2 separate regions of the Homo sapiens genome follow, and region 1 is linked to region 2. A link is a loop called in an ENCODE intact Hi-C map of the cell type or tissue named here. Cell type or tissue: CD14-positive monocyte. All regions are shown on one strand. Links, peaks and the distances in the headings refer to the core of each region. The heading gives the core; the rest is flanking DNA.

Region 1 (8,331 bases), core at 232-8,231, 110 kb after region 2:
TCCAAACGAAGGTACTTGATTTCATTTGATACCTTCTTTGTTCTTAAGAGAATGGAATTATTTATTTCCATTCTTAGTTTAAAAAAAGCCAACGCCTCCTGCTGCAGGACCCTGTTGCCAACCTGGAAGGTGCCAGGGTCATAGTCTATTTTAGCACCAGGCTGCCCAGAGACAGAAACTATCACATGTCACTCATAGGTGTACTATGCATTTTCAAATGTCTGTGGGGCTATTGTGATGAATACAATGCAGGATACTTAAGACGCAGGTGAGGGTGTTCAACATTTGACATTAAAAAGGGCATCTTCTTACTTTCAAAAGCTGGAAACTCCTCATGTCATGGAAAGAACACTAGAAGGAAGTCAAGTGCATTGCCTGGGAGTGTGATCCTGCACAAATCACATCCTCTCCCTGGACCTCAGTGCCCTCATCTGTAAAGGACGGCAGTTGGAAGAGCTGACCTCTAAACCCCAGCACTAAAATTTTATGAGTTTAAAATCACTCTCTCCTAGCTACGTGATGATGAATATTTATAATGGCTGACATTTTTAAAGGAAGGAAACTACATAGACAGCCTCTATAGCCACATAAAACAAATGGCAGACTAGTACCTGTCGGTTTTTTCTGTCAAATGTTAGTTTTTGTTAGTTGTACCACTTTCCCAACCTCTTCACCCGCTGTCGTGAGAGTCCCCTCCTTTGTCTGCAGCATCCTGTATGTGTCTTTCAAGATTTATTAATGTTGGTGTTTTCTCAGCGACTGTAAGGTGGCCATTATTGCCTCTCTCCATTATTTATCCATTTCACTTGCTTGGTGTTATTTTTATTTTTCATGCCCTCCAAGACCTCTCCTTGAACAGATTGCTTTCTATTACCGTAGTCTTAACACTCTGTTCTAAACCAAATTGTCCTCTGTCACCCGTTTGCCATCTTAAATTCATCTGTGGGAGATGTAATTGCCAACACTCCAACTGTTGCTTAAATATTTGCCCCTTTCCCATGACAAGTTCTTTCAAAAGAATGAAATCCTCACAGTCAAGTCATGTGTTTATGTGCTCACCATCTGTGGTGCCTTTGTGCTCTGCCCTCAGCAGGAATTTTCTGGGCCTTTCCATCACCTTTCTATCTGCACTCTCCTGCCCTCACCCACTCTACCTACCTACCTCTACCTCTGCACCCACCAATCAGAATGCCTCTTCATGTCTGGAACCAATCAGAAAGCCTCTTCTTCCAAACATGTATTAAGCATCTGTGAATGGGCAAAGCTTCTCTGACAAAAGAAAGCACAGAAGATTTGAGGTGTCCGCTCAGGAAAGATAATCTGTAGGAGGGGAGAAATGCGCACTGTAAGTCTTACCTTTCCTTTGGTGAAGGCATACAGGGAAGTCTTACCCCCTGCAAAGTGATGAGCACTAGACATCCTTTTCTGTTCAGGAAAGACTCTTGCTGCCATCATCAGGAGGGACGTGGCTACCCCTTTAATACGCCGACTCAATCATGGACCCAAACTGTTTCTGCTGGATTATTTTAGAGCAGCTAAGGCAGGCTGGGCTTTTTCCATTAGACTATGTTAAATATTAAAAGACAATAAAAAGGCAATGCACAAAGAAAACACCAGAAATTTTTTCAAATCAAGAGTACAAAGTGCAGCATGCTTATCCTATTACTGCTGTTTCAGTGTCTGACCCTTCCCTATGCTATCTAAAATGGTTACTCACTCACCCCCAGAGAAGTCCAACTCTAAATGTCCCTCGCATGAATGTCTTGCCTCCCAGCTTCCAGCCTGCCTCTCTTCCTCTCAACAAGGCAGCCGTAAGAAGCTGGCAGTCTTAACCATACAACCATCACTAATTCAGCAAAAATTTCTGACCCCTGCCTTTCTGTGTTCGGCACAGAGGTGCAAAGTACAGTGTGAAGCTTCCACCCGCAACCCTCCAGGTTTGTTTTCACTAATGGGGGAGGCAGACAGTAAACTATCAATTCCACTAAAGGATTGTAAGTGTTATTATGGGGACATACAGAGAAAACTGCTCTCTAAATCAAACTGAGAGGTCAAGGAAGAATTTCTGGAGTCTGTCATGCTTGAAATGAGATGTGAAAGATGAGTATGATTAGTGAGATTTTAAAAAGAGAGAAAGGAAGAGGAAAGTCATTGCAGGCAGCAGGGACTGCATATGCAAAAGCCATGTGTTTATGGGCTCACCAAGTTACACCAAGGTATAACTTGGCATTGGTCATTGGGGAACTTCAGTTGGCTCTGTTTGGTTTGAGCAAAGGGTGTGAGGAAGAATCTCAGGAAAAGACGCCAGGAAGGGGTCAGAGGGCTGCATCAGGAGAGGATTTGTGTACCAAGTGAAGACTAGAAACTTTATCCTGACAGGTCTGCTGAGCCATTGAGGAATTTTAAGCAGAGGATTGACATGATCAGCTTTGTGATTCTGAAACTCTAGCAGGAATGTTTAAAAAAAAAAAAAAGAAGGGGAGAGAAAAGGACAGGAGTCAGTGTGGAACCAGTTCCAATAATCCTGGTGAGAAATGATGAGAGGTTAACCCCAGGTAGATTCTATAGAATTTCATGAGTAGTTAGATACGAAAATGGAAGAGAGAAAGAAAGAGAAAGCGAGAAAGCCGAGAACATCTCCCAACTTTGTGGTTAAAACAATTAGCTAAATAGTAACAGCTCACTGTACTGAGTACTTATGATACACCATGTTAAATGCTTTGCATGCTTTCATTCTTTCATTCAGCCATTTCTTTGAGAGACTACTATGTGCCAGGCACAGTTTCAGGTACTGGGGTTACAACAGTAGAGAGAAAAAGAAAAAAGGTAAAAACTCTTGCCTATATAGAGTATGCAGGAAAATGATAAGTAATGAGGAAGAAACATAAGGCAAAAAAGGCAATAGGAACATCAGGAGTGGAAAGAGTTTAAACTGTAAAGTGGGTGCCCAGGGAAGGCCTTACTGAGAAAGTGGCTGAGAAGTGAGGTATGTGGCTCTTGTGAGGGACAGGCATTCTGAGTAGAGGCCCTGTGGTGAAGTGAACCCCTGGAACAGCCAGTGAGGCTGGCTGGAACAATGAGGGGGAAAAGTAGAAACAGATGAGGTCAGAGGTATGGGGAGGGGCATGGGGGGACAGGTCACCCAGGGTCCCACAAACCATCGTAAAGACTCCAGCTTTCACTCTAAGGGAAATTGGAAGCCACTGCAAGGTTTTGAGTGAAGTAATAATGTGATATTAACAGAATCATTTGCATTTTAACAGAATCACTCTGGCTACTCTGTTGGACATAGACTGAAAAGGGGACAATTCAGAGGCCATTACAGCAACACAGGTGACAGATGATAGAGACTAGGATGATGGCAGTGGTGACTGTGAGAAATGCTAAGTTCTGGATATATTGTGAAGGTACAGCTAGATGGGATAAAATTTTAAATGTGGATGTGAGAGAAGGAGAAGACATCAAGAATGCCAGCCATGGAGTTGCCTTTGATTGAGATAGGGAAGACTGCAAGAGGAGCAAAAATAGAAAGGGCTCATTTTTGACATATCGGTTTTGAGATGCCTATTAGGTATTGAGTGGAGATTTAAGGAAAGAAATTCAATATATGGAGATTTAAGGAAAGAAATTGAATATATATATCTGAAGTTCAAAAGAGAGGTCTAAGCTGAAGCTATAAATTTTCATCTTCAGCATAGAGATGGCACTTAAAACCATGTGATTGGATAAGACATCACTGGATGTCCCATCTACATCAGTGATTGGAATGGGAAAGGAACAGGGTCTATGATGAAGGTACATCCTAATGGACATCAGCAGTCCCATGCAAGTCACTCCATTCAGAACAGATTATTATGGGTCCTGAAGACAGGCGAGACTAACTTCCGCAGACAGAAGAGGAAGGACTGCTTTTATTGACAAAAAAGCCTTGGCAGAATTTGGAAATCGAGGTCCTCTATTTCATCAGAAACTGCCCATATGTCCCTATCCCAATTTTCAGGATCCCTCTGTCCCAATCAATGCTCTGACTTTCACATAAGACCCTTCAAGGTTGTGAATTTTTTGATAACACCTTTTTAAAGATACAAGTTACACACTGTGCAATTCATCCATTTTAAATGTATAATTTAATTATTTTTTTCGTACATTCACAGGTGTAAATTCTTTTTGCCCTGTAATTCAGCAATCTTCAAAATTAGACCATGGGTTTGGATTTCAGGATCTTAGCCCTGCACCTACAGAAGATAAGGGTTTCTTTCAGGGGAGTTAGAGGAGCTTTCTAGCTCATCACGTGGACCTTGATCTGGGACTATTGAGCACTGAGCTCATTATTTTCTTTACCCAAGCTCTCCAGTATACTAGGAAGCAACCAAGTTCTTCATCATTTTTATTTGCTCTAAAATCTTATATGGCAGCAGCCATTTGGTACTCAATGCCTTGCTTTGAGCTTGATTGCAATGGCTACAGATGGTCATTTAAATAAAGATTTGGCATTATATGCCATGGGTTGCCAGTGTCCAATTTATCATCGGTAATGGGGTCTTTCATGCCTGTAAATCTAGTCAGATCAGTGAACCAATTCCAGATTCCCAGTATTAAGATTCTATTCCCCTAGAACCACATTTGATACCAATAACTGTGTCAGTAAGGCTTTAGTTAGGGAAGCAGAATTGCTACGGATGTTATGGGATAAAGGATTTATTATAGTAATAAGACCTCACAATTGTGGAAGGAGTTAGGGATGGAAAGGTATAGAAGTGGTGTTGGATGATCAGGAAAGGAGTCAGTCAATCTAAGCCAGACATGTCCAACACCTATGAAGGGGGGACTCATGGATAGGTCTACAGGAAACTTTAGCCTCGGTATAGCTAATGCTTCTGTGGTCCACAGTCAAGTGTCTGGTGGTGGGCCTGGGCCACTCTTGGCAGTAGGGCTAGCAGTTGAGGAGAAGAGCTGGACTTGGAGAAGAGGAGAGCAAGGATATGCTAGAAACTGCTTGGCACCTGTGTGCCTATCCTGACCAACTACATCTGACTATGATGACCTGTACAGTAATGGCTACTGCTTTATTTCTAACTTCCAAATATCACACAAGTTCCTCTTTTGGCCAACTCTAGCCTGGAATCATACAGAAAAGAGGACTCTGAGAAACTCAGTTCCCAGATTAATTAAATGACACAGTAAAAACCACCTCAGCATCCACAGACTGACCTGGGGCATCCCAACTTTCAGAGGTCAGGAAGAAGAGAAGGAAAAAGGAAAATGACTGGAAAAAAGGGGCTGCCAGAAAAATCAAAGGAAAAGCTAGGAGAGTTTGTTGTCCAGCACCCAGGTGAAGAAAAATGTCTCAAACAAGTGAGAACAATTTAGAATCCAAAATGCTGTTGATGGGTCAAAAACAATGACTGAGAAGCAATCACTGAATATTCCAACATAATAGTTGGAATCACAGATGGCCTTCAAGAGAATGATTTTAGTGGAATGAGAGAGCAAACTTTACTGGAATGGGTTCAAGAGAAAATGGGAGCACACTGAAGATAGCACATTTAACCAAGGAGTTTTACTAAAAAAGGAAGGTGAGAAAGAAGCTAGTGACTAGAGGGAAAATGGGATTAAGTGAGTTTTGAGAATAAAGGAAGAAGGGAGCATGGGGAAGGGAATGATCCAGTAGAAGGAAAATCTGATTGCGCTGGAGGAATGCTGAAGCAATATGCTTGAGGGGATAGGAGGCAGGGTGGGGTGAACTCTAGTGTATAAATGCAGGCTGTATTCGTCCATTTTCATGCTGCTGATACTTACCCAAGACTGGGTACTTTATAAAGAAAAAGAGGTTTAATGGACTCAGTTCCACATGGCTGGGGAGGCCTCACAATCATGGCAGAAGGTGAAAGGCATGTCTTACATGGCAGCAGGCAAGATAGAATGAGAACCAAGTGAAAGGGCTTTCCTCTTATAAAACCATCAGATCTTGTGAGACTTTTTCACCACCATGAAAACAAAATGAGGGAAACTGTTCCTTTGATTTAATTATCTCCCACCAGCTCCCTCCCACACCACATGGGAATTATGGGAGCTACAATTCAAGATAAGATTTGGGTGGGGACACAGCCAAACCATATCACAGGCAGCGGCCTTAACTGAGAGCATGGAGAAGGTCATCCATCAACTATTTCTGCAGGGAAGAAAGAAAAAATGTGCAGAGACAGGATGATTGCTTCTCCAGTAAGATTGGAAGCAAGATCATGAACTCAAAGCAAGGATAGAGTTGGAATCGTTGGAAGTCTGAGGAAAGAAAAGAGAGTTTGAAACAGCTATGGAATATTGTATTTTTCAAAGATACTCAAAACAGTATAGATCCCATTCCACTTGCTCTTCTTACAACGTGATGTTGAGATCTCTCCATCAAGAGGTGAGTGTCTGTGTTCCCACCTCCTTGAACCTGGGAGGTGCTTTGTAACCAACCATTTCAAACAATAGAATGCAGCAGAAATGACACCACATGACTTCCAAGGCTAGCTCATAAAAGGCAATGCAGCTTCTACCTGGGCTTTCTCTCTCTCTCGGACATGTGTCTTTGGAACCCTGAGTCACCATGCGAGAAGTCTGGCCACCCTGAAGCTGCCATGTTGGAGAGACTACATGGAAAGACCACATCTTAGAGACCACAGGTAGAAACATATAAGGAGCCCCAGATGTTGCTGCATCTGGCTTTTTCAGTCTTCCAGCCCAGGTACTCAACATGAGAATGAATGGCTGTCAGATAATTCCAGTTCCCAGCCTTCAAGCCACCTAGTTGATGCTCAATGAAACAGAGACAAGCTATTCCCATGGAGCTGTGCCAAATTTACAGATGCATGAGAAAAATAAATGTTGTTATTTCAAGCCACTAAGTTTGGATATAAACTTGTTATGCACCAATATAATTGGATCAATAGTTATCTAGGAAGTTACCTAGGATGCCATCAATTAAGCACCCCTTGGTTTTGATTAACTCACCCAGGGAGTATGGTTTGTATCAGAGTGGTCTGGGGGAACATTTGCAAAATGTGTGTGTTAACCACTTTTCTGTCCTGGGGCCTATCATAATTGGGGTGTAGGGAGCTACAGGAAGGAGGCGGTACTCTTCAGTGTTTATATTTTGAAACGGTTCCACAGGGAACATACAAACTCCCAAGTTGAGAATAATTGACAAAAATAAGAAGCACGAGGGTTAAGGACCAAATTCCATGGAAACTGTCATTTAAGTATCAAGTGAGCAGGAGTGTTCTTGAAGAGTGCTTCTCAAATTTTTTTAAAAACAGCTGCATTGAGGTACAGTTTATATATTATAAAATTCACCCATTATAAGTATATAATTCAATGATGTTTAGTAAATTTATAGAGCTCTGCAACCATCACAAAAATTCAGTTTGAAAACATTTCCATCACCGCAAAATATTTCCTCTTTGCAGTTAATCCCTGTTCCCACCCCAAGCCCTAGGCAACCACTAATCTACTTTCTGTCTCTATAAATTTGCCTTTTCTGGACATTTTACATAATGAAATTATGCAATGTGTATTCTTTTGCATCTGGCTACGTTATGTTTTCAAGGTTCATCCATGTTGTAGTGTGGATTTGTAGCTTTTTTTTAATTGCTGAATAGTATTCCATTATGTGGATAAATCACATTTTATCTGTTCACCAGCTGATAAACAACTGAATTGTTTCAAGTTTTTGGCTATTGTGAATAATGCTGCTATGAACAATTACATACATTTCTTTGTGTGAATATACATTTTTGTTTCTCTTGGGTAGAATCCCAGGAGGGCAATTTCTGGATTCTCTTGTAAGTTTAACTTTTTAAGAAACTGACCATGTCCTTTACGGGGACATGGATGGAGCTGGAGGCCATTATACTCAGCAAACTAACACAGGAACAGAAAACCAAATATCATGTGTTCTCACTTATAAATGGGAGCTGAATGATGAGAACACATGGACAAATGTGGGGGAACAACACAGGGGCCTGTCGGAGGGTGGGGGTGGGAGAAGGGAGAACATCAGGAATAGCTAATGGTTGCTGGGCTTAGTACCTGGGTGACAGGGTGATCTGTGCAGCAAACCACCATGGCACACACTTATCTATGTAACAAACCTACACATCCTACACATGTACCTTTGAACTTAAAATAAAAGTAGGACATTTTTTAAAAAGAAACAATTATTTTTCGCAGTTTGCCCTCGTTCTTCTTCCTGCACCCTGGGAGAAACTTGGATGACACAGCCACCTAATGGGCAGGGGAAGAGGAGAGTTTGGAAACACACATGCATTAATAGATGATGTCCTGTCA
Region 2 (8,331 bases), core at 95-8,094:
AATCAACTTCCCCAACCTCCATCTCTGTACCACCCTCTAAAAGTTCTTTATGTCTAACCTCAGTCCCTTCTGCTGCAGTGATCAAACCATTGACTAAACATTGCCACAACTAGGGACAGCAGCGCCTCCTACGACCCTCACAGGGCTCAGGTGGGCTCCGCTCACCCCAAGGCTGGATACAGCCCCCTCACACACACAAGCCTCCCCTTGGCCCACCGCCCCCTCCCCCGAACTGCTCCTCACGGGTATCTACCTCTATATACGACCTTTAACCTCAAGTGAAAGAAAACAGGACCCTGGGACCTGCAGCCGCTGGGGAGTTTACCCCACCTGTACCTGCTCCCAGAACCGCCGGTCCCTGGCTTCTCGTCCCTGGAGCAGCGCGTGGGGACCAAATTCCCGCCTCTGGCAGCCCCTTTCTCCCCTTCCCGCGCCAGCGGTGCAGAGCCACTGAGCAACTCCCGAGTGCTCCTAGGCCCAGCGCTACTGGGGTCGGGGTGGGGGAATAAGGAGGGATGGAGCCTGCAGAGTCTCCTGGAACCCCGGCGTCCTGGTCCTTGCAGGATCTCCCCACCCCCACTCCGCATTATCTCCAGGCCTCTCACTCCCCCAGCCCCTCCCCCATGGAGGGGACGCGACCCAGTACTCCCTCCCGCCCCGGACCCTCCAGATATCGGGACAAAGAAGCCCCGCGGCAGCCGGCGAGCGTGGCTGCCGGGCACTGGTGCAGCAGGTAAATACCCTGGGCCGGCCGCCACGTCGCCGACCCTCCCGCAGCTCCCGCCGCCAGGGCGCGACACGCCATTCCCCCTGCCGCGACTCCCCGGAGACGCCGCAGCTGCGCGCCAGGGTCCAGCCCGGCGGGGATCGGGCTCGGGACTCACCCGCTCCGGCGAGCTCGACTCAGCTCGGGCTCCCGCCTCGGCTAGGCAGCCGCCTGGGGCTGCGTCCCGCGCAGGGTCAGCGCGGATCGGGCAGGAGGCGCCCTCTTGGCAAAGTCGGCTAGAGGCGCCAGCTCAGTCGCGCACCGGCCCCGAGTCCGAGTCCGAGAGGGACGGAGGGAGCGAGTTATAGGGGCGAGAGGGGGTGGGGGAAGGACGCCGCAACACCCTCATACCCTCCCCCACCCCGCCCCCTGTCCCCCGCCCCCCAGCGGAGACGCGGAAAACCACTCGCAGCCGGAGAGACACCCGGACACAAAGACCTCGTGCCAGCCGCAGACCCAAGTTTCTCCCGGAGAGACTGGGGGTCCGCCCGCGTTCACCGCGAGAACACACAAACGGACGGACAGACCGACGCACGGACCCGGGGACCTCGACACTCGCTAGGAGGCAAGCCCTATTCCTCAGCCGGGCGCCCCTCGTCTCCCGCTCTCTCCATGGACCCCTCTCCTGGCAAATCGCCCGCAGAGCGAGCTTGGAGATGCGAGGGAAACTGAAGCCCCAAGGGTGCCCCGTCCTGGGAGCCTGGCTGTCTGCGGGGTCCCCCGCATTCCGCAGTAGTAATACAGGAGGGCCGGGGGCTTCTACCCCAACCTCCGCTCCCCTTCGGGTCTCTCCTGGCTGTGCAAGCGATGGGCCAGAGGGCTGGACGAGGCTGGCTCCCAATCCAGAATCCCGAGCTGGGGAGTTCTCTCTAGGTTCTGGGGCTCCTGGGACCGGGGCTTTGGGGAAGGGAGATCGCAGGACGGATATCCAGGAAGGGAGGGGGCCCTGGGTCTCCCGTTACCTGCGCCTGCCGCGCTGGGACTCCGCTCTGGGGGCTGCAGCTCGAAGCTCCGACAAGTCTCCACGTCCAGCCCGAGAGGGGGCGGCCGGGCCCGGCACAGCGAGGCGAGGACCGCGAGCGCCTCCTGGCACCGAGGCCCGCCGGCCCCCCACACTCCGCTCATGCCCTAGACACCCAGGCTTGCCGAGCAGCAGCTCGAACCCGCGCCCCGGCCGCACTGGGGCGGGGCACGACGGCCCCAAGAAGACCCTCCCTGCAGCGGCCCCCTGCGGCTCCGCTCTGCTTTTAATCACTTCCCCGCAGGGTCCCCGCCCCTCACGTGGCATCCCGCGGCAGCTGGCGAGTCTGGCGCCTCGCGGCCGCCCCCTCTACACTCAGGGACTGGCCTGAGTCCGGGGGGTGGGGGTTTCGAGGCGGGAAGCCGGGCTGTCCCGAATCTCGGAGGGTGCAAGGCCAGGAAAGAGTCCGGGTTCCCACTCCGCATTCACTGCCTGGTGTGACCTTGGGCGTCTCTGAGCCTCAATTTTCCTCTCCGTAAAGGAGGTGTAATGATTTTAAGTACTTCACGGACTCCCTGGGGATAGAAAGATCGTGTTTGTGAAAACACTGGGTAAACTGCCACATGCCACACGAATGACAGAGAAATAGATAACCCCGTAACAGAAAGAGCGACGGTCAGGCAGGGTCTGGGAGGACCTTGGCCGAGGTTCCTGACGGGAGCAGTTAGACTGGCCCCCGAGTCCCAGCTTCGGAGGTAGAAGACCCCAAGACAGGCGGGCGATGCGAACTGCAAGACTTTCCGAGCTCCGCAATCCTGCGGTCCGCGGTACCCGCATGTTGCTATGGCGACGGGAGGCAGCGGCCGTCTCTCTCCATGGCAACGGGAGGGAAAAGTTTCTGGCAAACAGGAATGGGGGGTCATTTCAAGAGGGCGCAGGGCGCTCAGTTCCGCCGACCCACCTCCTTGCTTCGGTGAAACAGCACCAGAGATCATGTATCTTTCTGCTAAGCATAACAAGAAAGACAGAAAGCTCAACGGGAGGATTGAGGCTAGACTTAAAGTAGAGATCCCCTCAGAAACTGTGGAGTGAGGCCCAGGAACAGATCGGCTGAGAGGCTTCGAGCTGCCTCACTCAGCGCTGGAAGTCTGTGAGCCATGGTCAGGGAGGCCGGGGGACCAGCGCCCTGCAGGGGCCTATCTCGGGAGTCTCTTGATCTACACCTGTCGGCGGTGGGGCCCCTTCTGTGTGGGGCTCGCCTGAAGCCCCAGACTCAGGTCCATTTGCTCTCCCGGAGCTGGGAAGGAAGCTTTAGCTGCAGCCCCTGGAGGCTGCTGGGTTGGTGTATGCCCGAGTGGCTGGCGAGGGAGAAAGGTCTTGCCTCTTAATTAACACGCTTATTGGAAGTGACTCGGGCAGTGACTCACGTTCCGGAGGGAGGAGATTCGGAGCCTTAGCTCCTGGCGGTCTCCACTGCGCGCCATCTGTGCCAACCGGCCCTTGGACTTGCGATCCCCTAGCAGCTGGTGCCTGGGGCACCAAGGGCTAAGGCAAGGCCTGTGAGGACCCTGGCCCAGCCAGGCGGCTTTTCCACCGTGAGGCGCCCCCTGGCTCTGTCCACGGTGCTGAAGACCCAGTTGGTGCTACCATCGCGTGGGCATAAGTTTAGGGGACGAGGGAGAGGCAATTGTTGAAGGTTCGCAGCTTCCACCCTGACCCCTGTGCCTGTGATAGCAGAAGGCTAGGAACTCAGGCAGGGACCAAGCAGACACGACGCAGGCGATACTGTGCAATCCGGGCTGCCTTCCTGCTGGAGGTGTTTGGTTGCTGTTCCAAGAACAAGTGGGGCTCTGGCATCCCTATGCGCCTTCCTGGTGCTTCTGAAAACCCACCTGAGGAGCCTAGAGGCCCCATTAATTTCTTTTCCATCACCCGATGCAGATCTCAGCACCCAGAAGAGCCTCTGGCTAAACGCTTATTAGCAGTTTCCCAAGTGGCAGGTTTGTGTTTATGTAAAATACAAATGGAGAACTGCTCTTTGCCCGTGTTTATGGCAACTCTGTCACTCCCCTGCTATTTCTCCCTCCCCCTCGCGAGTTCCTGGGGGAAATTCACAGAACAAAGCACCTTGTTTTGCCTTTGCAGAGAATGAAAAAACACAGGACCATTCCAAGGGCCCAGACCTGTGATGCAGGGAAATCAATATTTTGCTTACATCGAGTGGGGGAATTTGCATCTAAACTGAAGGCAAAGGAGCTTGTTTGGAGCAGAGCAGGTGGCAGGAGCCGAGAATTAACAGATAATTTCTCATTGTTCCTGGATTCAGCCTCCACACTCGGCAGGCGCTTCTGCAGCGTCTCTGGCGCCCCGGCAGCAGCTCCGGACCTGGCATTTCTCAATCTAGCAGTGTGAAGGAGCTGCTGCCCTGATAGGGCTGCAGAAACAGGTTAGGGCCCCTGGGTCAGTCAATAGCTATTGAAGTTGGATTGTAGGAGTTAGCGTGTGTGGGAGAGACAGAGATGAGAGAGACAGAGAGAAAGAAACAGAGACAGAAATAGAGGCAAGAGACAGATACAAATGAGAGAGACAGAGGATGAGACAGAGATACAGAGAGACAGTTATAGGAAATAGAGAACAGAGAAACAGACAGGGAGACAGATGTACAGGTAAAGAAACACACATTCAGAAGGAGACATTAAGGTAAAGCCTCACCCTAGTTGTCCTCTTTAGCCCGCTACCTCCCCCAGCCCCCAGGTCAATTGCTGATACCACTGTGGTCACATAACCAGCCACAAAGCAGAAAAATTCTTCATGTAATGATGGAAACTTTTTTGTCTCTCAAACCCCTTTGCCCTGCAAACCCAACCCCCAAACACACCTTTGCTTCTTCCCATATGAAGAGATAAAATTCAGAGTCCCAGGGTCCCACCAAGAGCTGGGAGGGAGGATCCAGGGTCCCACTCAAACCCAGAGAGGGAAAGAGGTGGAAAGAAGTGGAATTGTTGCCCTTCAATTCTATCTCTCAGAGAAATCCCATTCTGAGTTTGGGTTTAGGGGTGGGGAGGAGAGAAGCAGGAGCAGAGACAGTTAAGCATGGAGTGGTGGCAAATAAGTACATTGGACAGGGCCTGGGAGGGCTGGGATTCAGGGCTGGTGCACCAAAGCAGCCACGAGGCTGTCACATCCCCTATCTGGGGCTCAGTGTGCCTATGTGAAGTTGGATTAGGAGCTCTTTGAGGCTCCTTCCAGCAACAGCACTCTAGGATTTTACATGAGGGAGAAAAGAGGAGGCTGGGGCAAAGGGAGGAGGGAGGCAGCCTTTCCTGGCTCTGAAGCTGAGGGTGGTTTTACAGAGGCCAACTCACTTTCAGCTCCCCCTCCCCCATCGTTCTCATTGCGCCTACAGCCATGCATGGAGCATCCCGAGTCTGGGCACCTCCAGACCAGACTTCTCAGATGCAGGAAGAGGAGCTGGGGTGGAATGGGAGGCAGAATGAGAGGAGGTTTGAGACAGAAACAAGAGGCCTCCCACTCCTATGCCCTCCTCTCTTCGGAAATAGCCAATGTGCTCATCTCCTGCCCCCAACTTAAGTCTCTGCCCTTGGGCAGGCTCCCACTCTGCTCTGAGCAGCAATGTCTTGTTGAGTTATGTTGCAAATAAAATAAATTAAAACCAAATAATAATTTCTTTAAAAAAATTGAACCTTGGTAGGAAATTGCTAATGCTGTAGGCGGGAAGAATGAGCTCCTTTGACATGAGCCGATGTGTCATATTGTCTTTCCATCTCAATGCAATTTCTAAATAGGGAGCCCTTTCCCCATTCCCTCCTCCCTCCAAGTCCCCAGCAGAAATGTAAAGGGAGCAGTCTGACGATTGTAGCTGGATTGTCTGACGTGCAGGGAGAGACACAGAGGAATAGACACACAAGCACACCTACAGCTTTGCCACGTGGATAGAAGCTAAGGAGGCTCTGACCCAACCCTGAGGGCCCCTGGTCTCTTCTCCCCACCTCCCCCATCCTCTGCTTACTGAGGCATGTAGCCGCCTTCTGCAGAAGTGTTAATTTACTCAAAAAAACAAACATCAGTTGAACCTAGTCTACTGCAGAATCAAGTTGAGGTCCTGTATTTGAGGGTATAACTTCATATCATTATTTGGAATAAACTGTACTATGGATTCCCTATGGGGTTTCAGCCAGAACAGCTTTATCAGTATTTCCTGCAGATGACACTCTCTCCCCCAGCCCCCATACCAAGATAGCAAATCTAGCCAAAGCTGGGTGACTTCTGCAAATCATGCTGTCCCAAGCCATCATCAGAGTTTTCAGGGATTCCTCCTTACCTGAGAAGATGCAGAAGACGTTGCAGAGCTCAAGGTCAATGCCTAGGTGCTTTTTGAAAGCGTCCATTCTTGCTTTTATTCCAAGAAATATGCTTGGCAGTTCAAACATCCTGAACCAGGGTATATTTGCCTCTCTCCCATTCCTCCCCTATTTCAGCAGTCTCATCTCTGTTCTGTGCTCTCTGCTCAAGCACACAATATTCCACATCAGACTTGGGAAGACTGGACAATGTTTTCTGCATCCAGCCTGGCTTTGTGGACAAAAGCAGGCTGGAGTTCGGGGAAGCAGAGACAGGTTGAAGGTCAGAAGGCAGTATCATCCTTCAAACAACTTTAGAGCTAGGCCTAACCATGGTGGGTCGAGGTCTGTCTCCATTACTGAGAAGTGAAGATGATGTCAGAATGGAAGGGCTAGGAAGGGAGCCAAATAGTCCTCTTCTCACTGACCTTGTACAGAAGAAACAGCACGGCTTTGGAGTTGGACAGATCTGCGTTCAAATCCTGGGTCTGTTATTTACCAACTGGATTGCTTTAGGTGCTATACTTTAGCTCTCTGAACTTCAGCTTCCTCATTTGTAAAACGGGACATATAGGGCCTGCTTCACAGTGTACAAGGCAAGGATTACATGAGTTGGGTTAAATGGTGAAGGTACTGTGACTGATCCATGGCAAGTGTTAAATGATGGTTCCTGTCCCCTTTCTTCCTTTTTTCAGAATGTAGAGGAAAATTTAGCAGGTACACTATTCAGAGGTTAACCTGTATTCTTCCATGGGGCAAGTCTCTGCAAATTGTCCAGAAGGAATTTATCTCATGTAATTCTTACAAAAATACTGAGAGGCACAATGGGTGGATCCTAATCATCCATCTAGTAGATGAGGAGATTAAGTGACTGGTTCCTAGTCCACAAGGGAGGAGATGGCAGAGAACTGGAATTCAGGCCTTCAGACAGCAGATCAGCGCTCCTTCCTTCTTCACCATGCGGCAGAAAGATGGTGGGGATGTGAATACTTTTTCTTATTTTCTTACAAAAGGTTACAATATTTTAAAATTGCCTTTACAATAAATAAAAATTTAGAAATAAATTACAATGCAGTGAAAGATTTTTTCCTGTGCCTCTTTGCAATGCTCTTGGCTCTTTGACCTTAGCCATTTCAGTTGCCTCTTGGACCCAGTTACTGGTCTAGAGGAAAGATGGTGTCATTGATAAAATACGGGGTTGGGGCCAGACAGCTTCATGGCTCCATATGTGCTTGGTTGCTTCACTCTTGACAGAGGTAGGACTCCTCAGAGAGCAGCTTGGGGTGTCTCTGTGCCTGGACTGTGTCCTGTGGTCAGAGCCCTGCTTCCAGGAAAGGGCCAAGCCAAGATTCTTGTAAGACCAGGACTCCAAAGATTGGAGCTCTCCCCAAGGAGCCTGGAGAGAGTTTGCAATCTTAGGTCTCTGGCTGTTCCACTAATGAAAGGAAACCAGATAAAATGCCAAAACTAATTAAAACAACAAACCTGAAAAGGCCCTGTCAAAACTAGGAAGTCTTAATTCTTGATTTCAACAGAATTCAGGTAGGAAGAATCAACAGAGCATGCTTTGGGTCAGTGGACTGAAGCCCCCTACAGAACTGAGGTGTTGGAGTCCCTGGAGAGAACAAATCTGTTTACCAAATTCCAGCTTCCATCCATTTGGTAGAATAAAAATCCTTTTCTATCCCAGCCCCCAAGCCTTATATACATTTCTGCTGTTTGCTAGAGCCATAGTAATGGTTTTAATGAGTCAGCCCCCAACCTTTATTAATACTTCTCTACCTTTGTAAAGCATGGCACAGTTTACACAACAGTCTTACGTATGTTATCTCATTTCATACAACAACCCCAAGATTGGACAGTATTATTCTCATTTCACTGGTGAGGTCCCAGAGAGGCTAGAAATAACTGGCTCAGGATTCACAGCTAGTGAGTGGCCGAGCCAGAGCTCAAGTCTGTCTTTTCATGCCACTCGTTCACTCATTCAACATTTATTGAGGTCCTACTAAGACCCAGTCTGTGCCAGGCACATGGGATGCAATCCTGTGCTGTTTCCTGTATACAATGGCCTTCAGCCACACCACATACAGAGCCCTGAGCATATGGGCTCTGTCCTGAGGGAGTGCACACCATCAGTTGTGTAAAGAGGCTGTGTGTGAAATTGACTGAAAATGAGTTCTTTGACCTCCTTGATGCGCAGTTGCACAACCCACATGAACAGTGAAATTCTCTTCTGACATGAT

The links. Peaks named below come from ENCODE experiments on the same cell type or tissue, not always from the same donor. Only the 100,000 strongest peaks of a DNase experiment are listed, where the experiment ranks them.
Region 1: it touches region 2 in a loop (2.1-fold over the local background); 4 of 110 quality-filtered maps call a loop at or near these places.

What each region holds. Positions count from the first base shown.
Region 1 is chr1:114,260,850-114,269,180 of GRCh38, forward strand. No RefSeq gene overlaps it. Among named protein-coding and RNA genes, the nearest start is that of SYT6, 110 kb to the left of the region's middle. In CD14-positive monocyte, for the core only: no CTCF peak of the experiment used is centred there; no DNase peak of the experiment used is centred there; H3K27me3 peaks cover 1,410 bases.
Region 2 is chr1:114,151,882-114,160,212 of GRCh38, forward strand. SYT6 (synaptotagmin 6) reads right to left here and starts at 1,988. Exons shown (of 8, transcript NM_001253772.2): 1 at 1,729-1,988. The coding sequence starts at 1,891. RefSeq lists an enhancer at 3,163-3,776 and a silencer at 4,706-5,000. In CD14-positive monocyte, for the core only: no CTCF peak of the experiment used is centred there; DNase peaks (open chromatin) are centred at 920 and 3,150; H3K4me3 peaks cover 3,100 bases; H3K27me3 peaks cover 7,179 bases.